Linked DNA regions of Mus musculus: region 2 is linked to region 1. A link is a loop called in an ENCODE intact Hi-C map of the cell type or tissue named here. Cell type or tissue: heart. All regions are shown on one strand. Each heading gives the region's core, and the rest is flanking DNA. Links, peaks and the distances in the headings are about the cores only.

Region 1 (8,324 bases), core at 253-8,252:
TGGGGACCAACCAGGGAGAGGACGGCGAGCACACGGCTGCAAGAATCCTGGTAAAAACCAGGTGCAGAACAAACCAGTACCGGTTAAGGTGGTGGGAACTGGTCAGACCCTGGCGGTGGAAAGCAAACAATGGCCGAGTGGACAGCATGCATGGGTGCAGGAATCACATGGGCAGAAGCAAGGACTAAAGAGGCCTGAGAGTCCAGGGTAAAGACGGACCAGGGGCGGGCGCAGGTTAAGTTTCTGATGCCAGCAGAGGAAGTGAGCAGTCTGGTAAGAGGCCAAAGGTGACTCTAGAGGGGACCGTTGCAGGTCGTGACAGAACGGTGGCCCGCAGAAGACACGTACTTCTGATCCCATAAGCCATGAGTCTGTCACACTGTCAGCAGGGGAGAATTTGGGCTTTCACTAAGCAACCAACTCTTGACTGACAAGCCAATGAAAAGTAAACGGGAGGGGCTGTCAAAGTGGCTCAGTGGGTAAGAGCACCAACTGCTCTTCCAGAGGTCATGAGTTCAATTCCCAGCACCCACATGGCAGCTCAAAACTGACACCTCCAAAACACCCCACCACACACACACAGACAAAACACCAATGCACATGAAATAAAAATAAATAAATTGCTTTAAAAAAATAAAGCAAGAGAAACTGTGAACATCACAGGAGCCACCCTGGGCAGATGGGGGCAGAGCCACAAGGATAATAAACTAGGACTTGGGCAAACTGTGCTAGGCCATCAGGCAGCAAGAGAATCAGGAGCCAAGGCATGTGGGGAGCTTCTAGAAGCTGAGAGTCCCAGAAAGAACCACGGCCCAGGGAGATTCACTACAGTGTGAGCCGCTAAAGATGGGCCCTGCTCTGAGCTGCTCACAGCACCAAGGGGGCCAACTGGGATGGATGGAGACCTGGGGACACAAAAGACCAGACATCCCCGTGACCCCAAACTGAAGCTCTTCCCACTCCCCGTCCCTTACCTGAGTCAGGCTGGTCATCTTCCTGGGGGTCCTCATCAGGGGCACCCTGGCTGGCTCGTGCCAGCTGGGCATCCTCGTGGCTGTGGTAGACCCACTGGTAAAGACCCTGCGAAGAACCACTGTCAGAGGACGAGCCAAGGCAGGCGGTCCCCTGATTCCTGCCCATGAGGCCACCTCTGAAGAGATCTCCAAAATGTCCCTCTGGAACTGAGGGACCACTGGCTGGGGGTGGAACACCAACTCTGAAGCGGGGCTTTGACAACACTGGGGTACAAGTAATATCCTCATCTCTCCTGAATCTCCAAAGTCAAGAGAAGGCGTGTAGATGGAAGAGTGACTGTAGCCATGAGTCTGTCACACTGTCAGCAGGGGAGAATTTGGGCTGTCAGAACCCAACCCTGCAAGTGATTTCTATGGTTAATGTGGCTCGTTGCTGAAGTCACAACACTCCCGTTTGTAAAAGGGCCTTTCACACTCAGCTCAGCTCAGTGCTCCTAAGCAGTCTAAGGGGCCTCCAAGATGGCAGGCAGCCTCCCACCTTCCGCTCAGTGCTCACCAGGGCCTCCTCCCTGTGGTTGCGGAAAGCCTGGAAGTGCTCGAGAACCTCCAGGGCGCCATCATTCGCCACGCTGGTGCCGTTGACTTTCAGGATGCATTGGCCCGCGCAGAGCCCGGCAGCCACAGCCTCAGAGCCTGAGGAACAGGAACACTTGAGGCCAGAGCCAGGCAGAGGAGCCAGGGTCCAGCTGCCCCTGCCAATGGCTGCATCCAGAGCGTGCCTCCTCTCAGCTGCCAACCAGAGAGCTGCCGCTGATACAGCAGAGGCAGCCGGCCCAATGTGGTATCTCAGACCCCTATCTTTTGGAGCCCTGCATGCCCGCACAGCGACGGACTGAAGCCAGGACGCAGAGAGAGACCAAAGCTACCCTTAGGGCAAAGGCTCAGAAAATCCAGGACACAATATAGCTGCCTAGCACGGTCCATCCCTGCCAGTCCTACCACAGGTCCCAAGCAGTGGGTCGTGAGCATCTCTAGGCTAACGGACAACTCTAGAAATGAAAACAAATGGCCAGCTGACTCCAGCCTAAGATGCACAGGCCTCGAGGACCTTGGCCCATGCAGGTCCCAGTCTCAGGGGCCTCCAACTACCTCTCTGCCCTGCGTCTACAACACAACACTTCACCTCTCTGGGCCTTAATATTCTCATCTGTGAAGTTGGTAAACAGCACATCTCTTCAAAGGACTCTGGAGAGACTCTAGAAGCTTGGGCGTGGGGAATGGCTGTCCTTACTAAGTGCTCAGTAGATGTTAGTCACTTTCTCAGTTCTAGCTGGACTGCCTAAGGCTCTAGCCAAGGTCTCACACAGCTGGACCATGGCCTTGATGCCACTGGGAAGCTATAGTCGCTTGCACTGGGCATGCGGCTCTCCACGCCCACGATGTGGCCCCAAGAGGCTCTGCACACCAGACTCCCGCTCACCTCTGCCCACAGCAAAGACACACGGCGGGGCTGTTCCTCGAATCTGGAAGGACAGGGCCTCTGGGTGGTCAGGGACTTTGATGGTCCTGGCAGGCACAGGGGCAGAGACAGGCCATGAGAAAAAGGAGTGTGGGTCCTCAAGGAGTCCCTTCCCGCCAACACCCTGGGCTTCTTGGAAATCAGCCATGAGAGGAGCAATGATCAACATGGTCAGTCAACCAGGTCCCCAAAGAACCAAAGGCTGTCACCCAAGCAGACAGGGGCTGAGACAGTGGCGGATACCAAGGGGAGGCACAGCTTGGGGGCTGTGGGTGCCAAGGGAAGGTACCAGCCGCAGGGATTGGCAGATATCATTCATTTTGAGCTGCTAGGCAGCTTCTGTCCCCAGCACACAGCATGATCCCTCCTTCCATGTCTACCGGGCAAGCAGAGCCACCCTGAGAGCCTGTCCTCAAAGATTAAACCCTGGTGACTTCCGTCTCCGGCATCGAGTAGCTAAGCCTTTCCTGTCACCTTTTCCTTGAATCTCCTGTCCTTACAGAAACAGAGTCTAAACCAGCGGTTCTCAACCTTGCTAATGCTGGGGGGCCCTTTAATACAGTTCCTTATGAAGCCAGGCGTGATGGTGCACGCCTTTAATCCCAGCACTTGGGAGGCAGAGAGAGGCAGGTGGATTTCTGAGTTCGAGGCCAGCCTGGTCTACAAAGTGAGTTCCAGGACAGCCAGGGCTACACAGAGAAACACTGTCTCAAAAAAAAAAAAAAAAAAAAAAAAAAAATGCAGTTCCTTATGTTCTCGTGACCCCACCAACCATAAAATTATTTTCATAGCTACTTCCTAACTGTAATTTTCCTACTGTTAGGGATCCTAACGTGAATATCTGTGTTTTCAAATGGTCTTAGGCAACCTCTGTGAAAGGATCAGCCAACATTTGCCTCAAGTGCCTGGGAAGCAGGGAACCAAATAATTAACCAATATAAGTACATTTGTGCTGGAGAGATGGCTCAGTGGTTAAGAGCACTGACTGCCCTTCCAGCGGTCCTGCGTTCAATTCCCAGTAACCACACAGTAGTTCACAACCATCTGTAATGGGATCCAATGCCCTCTTCTGGCATGCAGGTATACATGCAGACAGAGTACATATACATAAATAAATAAATAATAAGTAAAATAAAAGTATGCCCACCGCACCTCTGTCCAGATGTGGCCCACCCTGACCCTGCAAGCCAGGCAGCCATAGAAGGCACCTGCTTCCACCTGCAGCCCCAGGGAAGCCTTCCTCTCCAGCGGTCATCCATGGGGACTTGCTCATGTCTCCTCTCTCCAACTCTGCTCTACCCCCTCACTGCCTCCTCCGACCTGCCACCAACAGTGCAACCTCGGGGGCTTTGCAGTGAGTGCTTCATCTTTCTAGAACCCTCGTCCTCCAGAAGTCGTCTCCTAGAGCCATCGCTCCATCCCCAGTGACATCTCTCTGGCCACTGTCTCTCTGCATACACTGGCTTCCTTCTCTAATCTCAGGTATCTGCTGATAACTGCCAACTCGGCACACGCCTCACACCTGCCCAGTGTATATCTGGCCCCGCCCCCTGACTTCGCAAGAATCCATGGAAGGTAGGAACTGTATCCACCTTGACGGGACGGTGTTCCCAAAACTGAGCTGGTCATGCACTTGGGACATCAAATTAGACTAACAAAGGTGGCAGCCCCATGCTGGAGGGCCAGGCCCAGGGAGACCTGCTGAGTCAGCCTGAGGCTCGCACTCACTCTTTGGCCTTGGTGGCCACCAGGAGGCGGAGCGGGCGGCGGGAGCAGAAGAACTGGTTGAGGATGGTCTCCACCTCAGAGAAGGGACGCAGGAACACCAGGTCCTCGTTGATGGAGTAAATCTTCCTCCCAGCCTGCAGGCCAGCCATCTGGAGGGACAAGCACAGGTGTCACTGGCCTCCTCCCTCTTCACCGAGGAAGCTGGAATGTTCTAGAAGCACCAGGAAGCTGGGCTCTGAGCTGTAAATGAAAGCCCAAGGAGGCAAGGGTGGGTGGCAGTTCCCTTGGGAAGAAATGGCCAGCGCCAGCCTGTGTTGTGACGGCACAGAGGTCAGTGTGGTGGCCACTTTGTAACCATGGGAATGTGAACAAGACTGTGGAAGGAGATGCCATAAACTGGGGTTTGGGAGACAGAAGAAACCCTGCAGGGAGCCAGCCATCTGCTTTCCCTGCACGTCTCCAAGAGCCCAGCAGGTGGCGCTAGTGGAACGTGCCAGGAAGGCAGTCTCATTCCCAGCTACCCTGCATCTCAGAGACACGGGGTCACCCCCAGCTCAGGTACCACCCCACCTGAGTGGCCACCGGTGGGTCTCACCTCAGCCAGCGAGCCCCTCTGCACAGACTTCACTACCACAGCCTTGTTCTTCTCCTCAAGGTCGAAGCCATAGTCGTCCTCCTGTGGCGGGATCTGAAAGCCCAAGATGCACTTATGGCAACCAGACGGGAGCGACGACAACACCCTTCTCCCCAAGAACTAGGATCCTGCGGGGGCGGGGGGTGTGTGTGGCAAGTCTACAAGGCCCCTGAGCTGCCCCACTTTTACTGCTGACTGAAGGAAACAGTCTACAGTGTGACTGGGAATGTACTCAGGCTAAAGTAAAAGAAGAGAGCGGGTGGGCAAAGAGCTCTAGGCAGCAGGTACAGGGGGTGGGAAGGCCCAGAGGCAGCCCCAGGGAGAGAGACTAGCCTGGCTCAGACAGTGAGGAAAGCGTTACCCAGGGGACAAAGCTGGAGAGGCAGGAAGAGCTCAGGACAGACGCTGACTCTTATCCAGGTGTGGTGGGTTACACTGGAGGGCTTTAGAGCACCAGAGGGAACTGCCGTCCCCAGGATTACCACAGACCAGAGAGGTTAGAGTGGCTATGGACAGACCTCTTCCGGACAACTCGCCACAAGCCCAGCCTAAGAAGTCAGGCTAGGTGGGCTGGGATGCCAACCTTGCTGACCTGGTTAGTAAATGTCCCAACTGCAGACACTCAAGGCTCCTGGATGCGAGCAGGACACAAACTCCTGAGAGCTATCTATAGTGCTGGAGGAGGTGACTCAGGAGGCACAGTGAAGCAATGGCTGTGGGCTAGATGAAAGGGTAGGAACTCCTGCAGCCCCAGCGTTTCATGAGGAATATAGTCCTGGCTAGCACAGTGACTTGGCTTTTCTGTCCCAAGACTCATGCTCAGAGCTGCATGCCCTGCTCTGGCCACTGTCTGAAGCTGCCCAGCTCCCAGGCCACAGGAGAGGCAGGGAAGAGAGGCAGAACAGCCCTACTGTGAGCCTCCTACCAGCAGTCGCTTTGCCAGGATGTTCTCCACCAGCTTGAAGTCATTGCGAAGCTGTTTGTTCTTGCTGCTGGTCCCCTCCATCTCCTCATCAGCATGGAAGCGGAAGTACTGGGACTCATCCTTGAATTCGCTCTTCTCCAGAACTGCAAGCCGCAGACACACAGTCGTGGTCAGATGGCAGCGGTTCGGCGCCTTGGCCAACCGGCAGCCACAGGCTAGAAGCAGCTCCCGGACAAGCGTGGCTTGGTCGAGAGAGCATTGTAAGGGAGCAGAATTGCAAGCCAGTGTTAACATGTGTGAACTCCACACAACGGCCTTGGCTCTCTGACTCCTTTAAAAACCTGACATGGCTTGGTGGGTTCAGTGCCTGCCATACAAGCAGTAAGGCCTGCGTTTGGATCCACAGTGCCGATATAAATGCCCTGTGAAGCACATGCCTCTAACCCCAGTGCTGGGGAGACAGAGACCAGCACATCTTCAGAGCTTGCTGGCCAGCAATTGACCCAGTTGGGAGGGCTCTGGGTTCAGATAGAGATCCTGTCTCAAAAACCACAGTGGAAAGTGGCTGAGGAAGGTACCCAGTGTCCCCCTCTGGCCTCCACATGAAGGGTGAGTCCAGCCACATGTTACACGCACACGCGCACACACAACAAGAAATCTTTAAAAACAAAAAAGAAGCTGGGCGTGGTGGCACACGCCTTTAATCCCAGCACTTGGGAGGCAGAGGCAGGTGGATTTCTGAGTTTGAGGCCAGCCTGGTCTACAGAGTGAGTTCCAGGACTGCCAGGGTTACACAAAGAAACCCTGTCTCTCCAAAAAAAAACAAAAAAACAAAAACAAAAAAACAGAAACAGAAACAGAAAAACCAAGAAAGAAAAAGCAAAGGAAGGAAGGAAAGAGAGAAGGTCCATCAAAGCAAAGAGTTAGCCTGTGAGGGCCTGCGTGCAAGAAGAGAGCCAGTCCAGATTCCTCCAGACCCCACTATGCTCATGGGGGGCCATTCTTCCTCCTGCAGGGGAACTACCTGTGTGTGAGTGGGCAACCCCTCTCCCGCTCTGGAACAAACAGGCACGCAAATTGCTACTTCCCTCAGAGCAGGGCGTGCCAGGCTCCGAGCATCCCGCTAATTTAGCCTCTGCTGTAAACATGGGGTTAGGAGGCTCCAGAGCTGGAGGAAGAGTCACCGTGCTGTCTCTGAGCAATGATGTCCAAGGAGACACAGAGGGACACTCTCCAGTCACTGGCCAGCCAGGTGAGGCCCCACCTCCCCCTTCCAGCCAAGGCTGCTAGCTCAGCTTTGAGAGGTGCACACAGACTGAAGTTCAAACCCCTCCAGCTGATACTTTAACCCTTTGCACTCTGGTTTTCCCTTCTAGAAGAAGACAAAAAGATGGTTCCAGGGCTGCAGTGGCAAGCTTCCTCTGTTTCCCTGTCTGCTAAGTCCCTCCCAGAAGACACTCGGGACCCAGACGTGGCAGAAGGTGCTGTCCCCTCCTCCACTCTGTGCTGACACTGCCCTTTGCCACAGCCACTCCCCAATGTTTGGTCCTTTCCTATTTTAGCAGATATTTGAGTTTGTGGTGGTGATGGGGGGATGTACAGCCTGCAATTTCCCCCATCAAGGGCCCTGAGGGCATCAGGCTGCCCAAGTACCCCTCCTTGTGTAGTCTCCCCAGATAGCTGCCTTCCGGGAACAAGGCTGAGTGGACCACAATTACCCTCACCCACAAATGAGAGGCTCCTGCAGAGGACGGGTGGCAGGGCCAGGGCTACTGGAGGGTGCAGGCGGCTTCTGAGAAGGAGACAGGCCCATGGGTGGCCAAGCCTGGTCCCTTCAGCTAAGGAAATGAGCAGTAGAGGGGACCAGGCAGCAAGATCTCTGGAGAAAACAGAGAAATTGAAGCCACAGGGGAGCTAAAGCCTACAGGGAGCAGAGAGCTCAGCCATGGACACAGACAGGCAAATTGCCTTCAGAATGCTATGGCCCCCGGCCAGTTTTCCTAAATAAAGTTTTATTGGCACCTAGCCACACCCATTTTGTTCCAGTGTTGTGGCAGCTGCTTGGCCCTTTGCAGAGCAAGTTCACTAAATCTAAGTTAGAACAAAGCTCACACTTCTGCAGTCTGTACCTGTATCCAAGCCTCAGCATTTGGACCACAGTACCAGCTTATCAGCATACACAAGATGGGTTGTGTCTGTCTGATATACAAGGAGGATCCACACATGCACATATGCCAGATCCCGAGCCCCAAGCCCCCCGCTGCGTTTACCACTCTGTACTACAATATGGCACCATGGTGGGTGCACAGTGGCCACCCACAGGGAGGAGTCAGAGACTCAAAGGGAGAACTCAGTTTCTCTGAGAGAGGAACCAAGAAAGGTAATGGGAGTGGGGCATAGGAGGACACCAGGCCACCTGGGAGCAGGGGAGACCAAAGCATTCACCTTCAATGCTGAGACACCGGGTATGCAAAGCTGGCTCTTGGCTCTCAGGGCCCTAAGCAAAGCTGGAGGCCCCGCACTTACCATGGTGCATAAAACCGT
Region 2 (8,324 bases), core at 323-8,322, 190 kb after region 1:
TCTGATTGGATACCTGATCATTAACTAGAGTTTAGCTTCCTAGGACAAGGTGACCAATCAGAATAATGAACTCTTGGCAACATGTAGAACAGAGCAGCTAGCCATGGAAATGCATGTTTGACTGCCAGGGCTTCTGACTGCAAGTGACAGAAAAATAACACAATGCTGTAAGAAGCAAAAAAGAACTAGTGGGTGTTTTGTTGTTGCTGCTGTTGTTGTTTTTTAAAGTTAAAGGAAGGGCTGGGGTTAAAGTTCAAGGATGGGCCCCAGATCTTCTGTCAGGATATTTGCCTGCAGCTCTTTGCTCTGTGTGGACTTTATATTCTCTGTCTCTCTGTCTCTCTCTGTGTATGTTTATGTATGTGTGTGTGTATGTGTGTGTATGTATGTGTGTGTATGTGTGTGTATGTGTGTATGTATGTGTGTGTATGTGTGTACGTGTGTACATGTATGTGTGTATGTGGTCATGCACATACTCATGCATTACATGTATATGACACAGGTCATCCATAGGTGTGTTGTATCCTTTGTCACTCTCTGCCTTATTTTTTGGGAACATGGAGCGCATCGGTTGGCTAGCCTGGCTGGTCAGTGAGCCTCGAAATCCTCCTCATCTGGCTTCCAAGTGCTGAGACTGCAAGTAGGCAGCACGATGTCAGCTTTTTATGTGCACCCCAGGGATGCAAACTCAGGCCCTCCTGTCTTCACCTCGAGCTCTTTCCTTGCCAGCCGTCCCTCAGCCACTTCTCTCCCTGGCAACAGAGATGATGCCGGCAGCAGCAACTGTCTCAGTACAAAGACCTCCTCCATCCGTCCGTCCATCTGTCCCAATCCGAGGAACTCTCAGGCTGGGTGCCTGAGGGTCAGCTTGTGGGCCTGGTCCTGAGTCAAGTGCTGTGTCCTGTGCGATGGGCTCATTTTCTCCTTATGAAAAGACCGTGGTATTTTATATCACACCAAACTGGACATTCAAGCTGTTCTTGCCACAATAGTTCCCTAGCCACACCTCCATCTCTCCAATGGATCCATCCCTCCACAACCATTCCATGTCCATTAGGCCAAAGATCCTGGTCCTCTCCCTTTTTAACACTAATGGGGCTGAAGAGATGGCTCAGCCACTAAGAGCACTGACTGCTTTTGCAGAGGACCTTAGTTTAGTTCCTAGCACCCACATGGGGCAGCTCACAATCACATGAAACTTCAGCTCCAGGGTAGCCAAGGCTCCTTTGCAGTCTTCTCTATCCTCAGACACAAGCAAGGCAAACTGTGTCTCCATACCTGTGCCCAAGGCTGGGCTTTGGCTCAGTGAAGTCCTGCCACCATCTACTTGGCATAGCTGTGGTCTGCATTTTTGGGGTCCAGATGTAGTTCCGAGGCCTCTGCTTCCTCCCTCTCAGGGTGTGCAGACACCGATGTACACCAGGCTGTACGCTGGGCTAGAAGGGTGGAGCAGAGCCTGGGACGGGTGGAGCTCTGCCTGATCCAGGTGGGGGTGCTTTTCTGGGGATACTAATGTTGCAGCTCCTTTAGGTGAAGGCCTTCTCCGATGATTTTCAATGAAACAGTTCTCTAAGACTCTGAGAACTTCTTAGTGTGTGCATATTTCTTTATTCTGGGTGGGCTTGTACACATATACTTCAGTTGGGTGAGCCAAAGGTTGTATAGTTTTGGGGAAGGGGGTAAGAATATCCAGGGTGGGCAAAGGTCATTGGCTGAGGGCTAAGGCACTGATATGCCTCATTAGCATAGGGAGGCATCCCAGAAATCTCAGGTGGGGGGCTATGTGACATTCCTCAGGTGTGGGGTCCTGAACACCCACCCCAGAAGAAGAAGCCCCGCTGACAAAGGGAGTCCAGCATTTTGTACTGATCTCAGGGCTATCAGGAAATGTCAGCCTTTGACCTTAGCAGCAGGGTTTCCTGACATCTGCCTGTTTTATTTTTTAACTCCTCCACCACCAAAGCAGCAGGGATGCTTGGAACCAGGCTTGCCCTTGTTGGGACTGCATCCTGCAGATGCTCAGAGTCCAGAAGAGGACATCTGATCTCCTGGAGCTGGAGTTAACAAGTGGCTCTGAGCAGGCCAGTGTGGGTGCTAGGAACCAAACTTGGGTCGTCTGTAAGAGCAGTGCACCTCTGCAAGCCAGCTCAGCTGAGCTCTCTCTCTGGCCTTACTTTGTTCCTAATTCATGGACAGATGATGACCCATCTCTCCACTGCACTGAATTTTATTTACCATAGCTCATAGCGGACATGTGGGGCCTAAGCTTCTCTACTTGGAGTAAATAACCTTGTGTTTGTGTATGAGATTCTGTTTCTTGCTCTCAGTTCTCTTGGCTAAATAGTCAGGACTAAGGTTGCTGGGTCATATGGTGGATTTTTTTAAAATAAGGATTTTATTTTTATTTTGTGTACGTTGGTGTTTTGCCTGAATGTATGTATATCTGTATGAGGATGTCAGATCCCCTGAAACTGGAGTTACAGACAGTTATGAGCTACCAAATGGGTGCTGAGAATTGAACCTGGGTCCTCTGGAAGAACAGCCAGTGCTCTTAACTGTTGAACCATCTCTCCAGCTCCAATCCAGAGTTTTCTGATATCAGCTCTTCTTCGGGGCTCATGCTAGGCATCAAGGGGCAGCAGTCTCTAGCCTTTTGGATAGCTCAAAGTCAGTGGCAATTCTTACAAATAAAATGCATGTCTGGATGATCAACTTACGGATGACCTACTTTTTATATGGGCGAGTCAAGGCTTAGGGGAAAGTCAACTGGAAGAACAAACAGAAATATTTATACTATCTGGCATGATGATTCAGACCTTTAACTCCAGTACTTGGGAGTTGGAGGCAGGTGAATCTCTGTGAGTTTGAGGCTAGACTGGCCTATATCATGAATTCCAAGAGAAGCTAGACTGGTCTACATCATGAGTTCCAAGATATAGTGAGACCCTGCCTCAGGAAAGAAAGAAAGAAAGAAAGAAAGAAAGAAAGAAAGAAAGAAAGAAAGAAAGAAAGAAAGAAAGGAAGGAAGGAAGGAAGGAAGGAAGGAAGGAAGGAAGGAAGGAAGATAGAAAGAAAAAAAATAAAAAATATATACATTATCTTTTGTTGTTGTTGTTGTTGTTTTTGTTTTTGTTTTTCGAGACAGGGTTTCTCTGTATAGCCCTGGCTGTCCTGGAACTCACTTTGTAGACCAGGCTGGCCTCGAAGTCAGAAATCCGCCTGCCTCTGCCTCCCGAGTGCTGGGATTAAAGGCGTGCGCCACCACACCCAGCCTATATACACTATCTTAAACTAGTATTTCACAGTGAATGAATATGAAGGAGCAGGGCATGGGGGTGGGAGGTTCGTGCTTATAATCCCAGCATTTGGAAACTACAGGCAGAAGGATCTGGAGTTCACAGCCAGCCTTGGACACATATCTTGAGGACAGTCAGGACTACAGAGACCTGTCTCAAAAGATGAAAAAAAAAAGTTTAAACAGAACCTTTTCTAGTCAGGGTCTCCGTTATCTCAGGCTGGCCTCAAGCTTTCTGTGGAGCTGGGAATGACCTTGAAGCTGACCTTGAAGCTGACCCCCCTTGCTTTGACTTCCCCAGGGCTGGGCTTTCAGGCCTGTGCCGTCACGTCGTGCCTAGTTTTATTCCATATTGGGGGACCAAGCTCAGGTCATTCTGCATGTGTCAAGGACTCCACCAGTTGACTCACATCTACAGCCTCGAAAATGGGATGTTTCAACATAACATCAGTATCCTGTCACCAATGGAAAATTAAGCATGAAGAGGCGGGCATTCAACGTTCATAAAAGTTCAGCTGCGTGAGGGCTTTTCCCAAAGTACCATGAAGAGGGAAAACTACCACAGAACAAAGGAACCTCTTCAAGGGCTGCAGTTTAAGGGGAGTGGGGGGAGGTAGATGACATCCCAGTCCTGAGGAATCGGAGATGCAGGAAACATTCGTAGGCTCAGGCCGTTTTCAGGCTCTGAGCAGGGTACAGAGCCAGGGTAGCTGTTTTCAAGAAGACCTGGAGAGAACTGGAGGCAGGAGACACTTCTTTGTAGGGATGCCTGGGGCAGCGATCAGGTCGGAGGCAAAGCTTCCTACAGACTCACATGGCAGATATGAGCTCCACACCCACAGTCTGGGAGATCACTTAGCAGACCAGAGAGGACCTGCAGCTCCTACAGGCTTGGTACTTTTGGAGCAGAGTCTGTTGCCAATAATGTATTCCATTTGGGGCATCCGTGAAGACAGTGTGGGGGGAAGAGGGGAGCGGGGTGGTGGTTGCCGCCCTCACTCCAGCCCCAGGAGTTTCCATGGCTTCAATTCAAGTCACCTGCAGTGCAGGAGGAGGAGGGAATTGCTGGAGCTTTGAAGTCACTATAAAAGGACAAAAGGAAGACCCACTGGGACAGCTGATACTTCCAGGGACACACAGTGTCTTTCCTCAAGTCCCTTGAAGGTGGGATGCAGATGAGGCTGTCATGTTGAGGCAATTAACCTCCCATTCTGCAGGGATCTCAGGGATTGGGAGAACAGGTCACTGGTGATGGACAGGTCACTGGTGATGGACAGGTAGACTAGGGGAAATACCAGTATCAGGATCACGCCTTGTGGCTCCTCACCTAAGGCTATCAAGCAGGCTCAGTGAGTATCAGTCTCCCAGACTGGGAGGTGAGCTCAGGCACCAGGAGATGTTTTGTTCTGCGCACTGAACAGGTCAGTACCAAACCTCTCCTCACACGTGATGTGAAGTCAGAGTTCACTCTGGCTCTTAAATGGCTCTTGAGTTGGAGTCTAAGGGAAAAGAAATCCAGAACCTTCGGGCCTTTAAAAAGACTAAAACCGGATGGGACATCGGCTGGTACTGCTGGGGCACTTGCGCCCTCTGGTGGACAGGATGGAAATGGCGTTGAGGTGGAGAAAATAGAGTGAGTGGATAAATGACAAAGGTGAGCTGCTGGGGGAGGTCGACATGGCTTCTGACACTGTTGATCTGCAAGTGTAATCTTGGGCCTGAGTCTTGAGCATCCTTTTCCAGAGCTTCTCTTATGTCTTGGACTGATGGGTGGTTTTGTGAGTAAGTGGATAAGGAGATGGATGGATGGATGCATGGATGGATGGATGCATGGATGGATGGATGGATGGATGGATGGATAGATGACTATATAGAGAACTGATCTATCTTGCCTTGGGAAAAATCCCCAAATCCTCATTCGCGCTCCTGAGTGGGACCCACTCTAACGAAGCCGTTGCCTAGAACTGTGTGCTGAACCTTGGAAGGCTCAGCACTGCACTTGAGGTTTGCCTGAAGTTCAGGTTGCAGGGACTGAAGAGATGGCTCAGCAGTTAGGAGCATTTCTTCTTGCAGAGGACCTGGGTTCTGTTCCCAGCACCCACGACCATTTGTAATTCTAGTTCTTGGAGTTCCAATGCCCTTTTATGACCTCTTTTTTTTTTTTTTTGGTTTTCCAAAACAGGGTTTCTCTGTGTAGCCCTGGCTGTCCTGGAACTCACTCTGTAGACCAGGCTGGCCTCGACCTCAGAAATCCACCTGCCTCTGCCTCCCAAGTGTTGGGATTAAAGGCGTGCACCACCACGCCCGGCTCTTTTATGACCTCTTTAGGACATGATGTACAGTCGCAAACACGGGCAAACCAGTTAATCACATAAAATAAACACATCTAAAAGTTTATTTTTGTTTTTTGTTTTTGTTTTTTTTTTGAGACAGGGTTTCTCTGTGTAGCCCTGGAACTCACTCTGTAAACCAGGCTGGCCTCGAACTCAGAAATCTGCCTGCCTCTGCCTCCCAAGTGCTGGGATTAAAGGCATGCACCACCACTGCCCGGCAAGAAGGTATTTTAAAAATCTTGTTTCACAGTGTGGGGAGGGCAGCTGAGCAAGGACACAGGGACAGACACCCAAGGAGGTAGGCAGACCGCTGTCCGGCGCAGCAGGAGAATAAGGAGAGTATGTGCGGGGAAGGGAGACAGGCTGCTGGAAAGTCGGGCATACGCACAGACACCAGACACCAGACCTTGCCATGAGGAGACATTACTCAGGAAAGCAGGGGCCCAGGAGACCCTAGGGGCAACTCCACTACTGATTAGCGGCAAGAGGGAGAGAAACAAACTGAAAGGAGCCTGGCTTTTTCTTTTTTAAAATATTTATTTTAGCCGGGCGTGGTAGCACACGCCTTTAATCCCAGCACTCAGGAAGCAGAGGCAGGCAGATTGCTGAGTTCGAGGCCAGCCTGGTCTACAACGTGAGTTCCAGGACAGCCAGGGCTATACAGAGAAACCCTGTCTCAAAAAAAAAATATTTTATGTATGTGAGTACACTGTAGCTATACAGATGGTTGTGAGCCTGCATGTGGTTGTTGGTAATTGAATTTTTAGGACCTCTGCTTGCTCCAGTCAACTCTGCTCACTCAGTCCCTGCTCGCTCTGGCCCAAAGATTTATTTACTATTACACATAAGTACATTGAAGCTGGGCTGGAGAGATGGTTCAGTGGTTAAGAGCACTGACTGCTCCTCTGAAGGTCCTGAGTTCAAATCCCAGCAACCACATGGTGGCTCACAACCATCTGTAATGAGATCTGATGCCCTCTTCTGGGGTGTCTGAAGACAGCTACAGTGTACTCACATATAATGAAAGAAAGAAAGAAAGAAAGAAAGAAAGAAAGAAAGAAAGAAAGAAAGAAAGAAAGAAAGAAAGAAAGATGCCCTCTTCTGGGGTGTCTGAAGACAGCTACAGTGTACTCACATATAATGAAAGAAAGAAAGAAAGAAAGAAAGAAAGAAAGAAAGAAAGAAAGAAAGAAAGAAAGAAAGAAAGAAAGGAAGAGAAAGAAAGAGAGAGAAAGAAATCTTTATAAAAAAAAAGTACACTAAAGCTGTCTTCAGACATGTCAGAAGAGGACGTCAGGCATCATTATGGGAAGGGGGGGGCGGTGAGCCACCATGTGTTTTCTGGGATTTGAACTCGGGGCCTTCTGAAAAGCAGTCAGTGCTCTTACCCACTGATCCATCTCTCCAGCCCCTGCTTGGTTTTCCAGAACCCCAGAGACCTGGGTGCCTGTGCTGTGACAATAACTTGTGTTTCAGTGCTAGGACTCATGGCTGTGAAAGATCCTGACAGAATGTAAAAGGTCACAGAAGCCCTGAAATTGGCAAGATAGATGTCACTGTTAGCAGAACTAGCTTCACTGGTTTAGAAAAATAGAGGTGCACAATGCTCTGGCCACTTCTTGAACCTGTGTGTCTGCCAATGTTTTGACCGTTCCTTGAACCCATGTGTGTGCCCACTGATGAAGCCCATTGCCAAGTGTTTGTGATATTGGTTGCTGGGGAAGAGTCAGAAAATCTCCCCAGCAACCACAGCCCGGCCAATCCTGAGTTGCTACACCTGCACCAGACTCTTTCCTTGTACCCCTCCCATACCCATTTCTTGAGAATAGACATTGTTTAGATCTGGAAATCCCCTCCTCCCCCCCCCTTTCTCTCCTGAGGGCCTATAAAAACTGGGACCTCTTTCCCCTCGAGGTCGACTCCTCTACCCCTGCGTGGGATATGAGTCGCCCCAGAGCTCTGGCTTTCCCCGAATAAAGCCTCATGTGGTTTACATCAAGCTTTTTATCGTGAGTTCTTGGGTGTTCGCTATTGTCCTGAGGCCTGAGCAAGGGGCTCCTCTCGGAGTCTTTCAGCTGCAGTGTGGCTGCAGGACAGAGGGGCCTGGGAACAGTGCTAGCTGTATTTTAATTTCAGGAAACAGCAAACCATTTCTAGATAACTACATATCCATCACTGCATGGGCAGTGTGTTAGTTGTTTTTTTGTGGCTGTGACCAAATCACTGAGCGGATCTAAAGGGAGGAAAGATTTATTTTGGCACATGGTTTCAGGGATACAGTCTGCCATGGTGGGGAAGCACCCAGTTGGGTGTAGCAGCAGAGCAGCACGGTGGGAGCGGCCAGTCTGATCCTTGAGCATTGGGAAGCAGAGCTTGGCTGTACTACACTGACTTCCATTAGCTAGGCCACAGTTCTAGGAGTGCCACAACCTCTCAGGACAGCGCCACCAACTGGAGACTAAGTGTTAGAACACATGAGTCTGTGGGGGGGACGACGACGACATTGTATTTCTAAACCATAACACATACTAGTATTAACCAAATGTAGTTGTCATTTATCTGAAATTCTTACTCAGTTTAGGACAGATACATACAGGAAGGAGGAAAGTGGAGGCCAGAGAGCTGGCTCCAGAGTTAAGAGTGCATACTGCTCTTCCAGAAGACCTAAGTTCTGTTCCCCACACTCTTGTCGGGCA

The links. A loop is a pair of places that touch in the nucleus more often than their neighbours do. Peaks named below come from ENCODE experiments on the same cell type or tissue, not always from the same donor. Only the 100,000 strongest peaks of a DNase experiment are listed, where the experiment ranks them.
Region 2: a loop joins it to region 1, with 9 times the contacts of the local background. A loop is called at or near these places in 41 of 42 quality-filtered maps.

The regions. Positions count from the first base shown.
Region 1 is chr2:166,587,980-166,596,303 of GRCm38, forward strand. It overlaps Prex1 (phosphatidylinositol-3,4,5-trisphosphate-dependent Rac exchange factor 1), which reads right to left. Exons shown (of 40, transcript NM_177782.3): 15 at 8,307-8,324; 16 at 5,781-5,923; 17 at 4,817-4,909; 18 at 4,222-4,370; 19 at 2,455-2,540; 20 at 1,531-1,667; 21 at 975-1,080. Among named protein-coding and RNA genes, the nearest start is that of Gm29679, 28 kb to the left of the region's middle. In heart, for the core only: a CTCF peak has its summit at 4,690 (motif pointing right); DNase peaks (open chromatin) are centred at 4,575 and 4,783.
Region 2 is chr2:166,776,509-166,784,832 of GRCm38, forward strand. No RefSeq gene overlaps it. Among named protein-coding and RNA genes, the nearest start is that of Trp53rkb, 13 kb to the right of the region's middle. In heart, for the core only: a CTCF peak has its summit at 8,081 (motif pointing left); a DNase peak (open chromatin) is centred at 4,893; H3K27ac peaks cover 337 bases.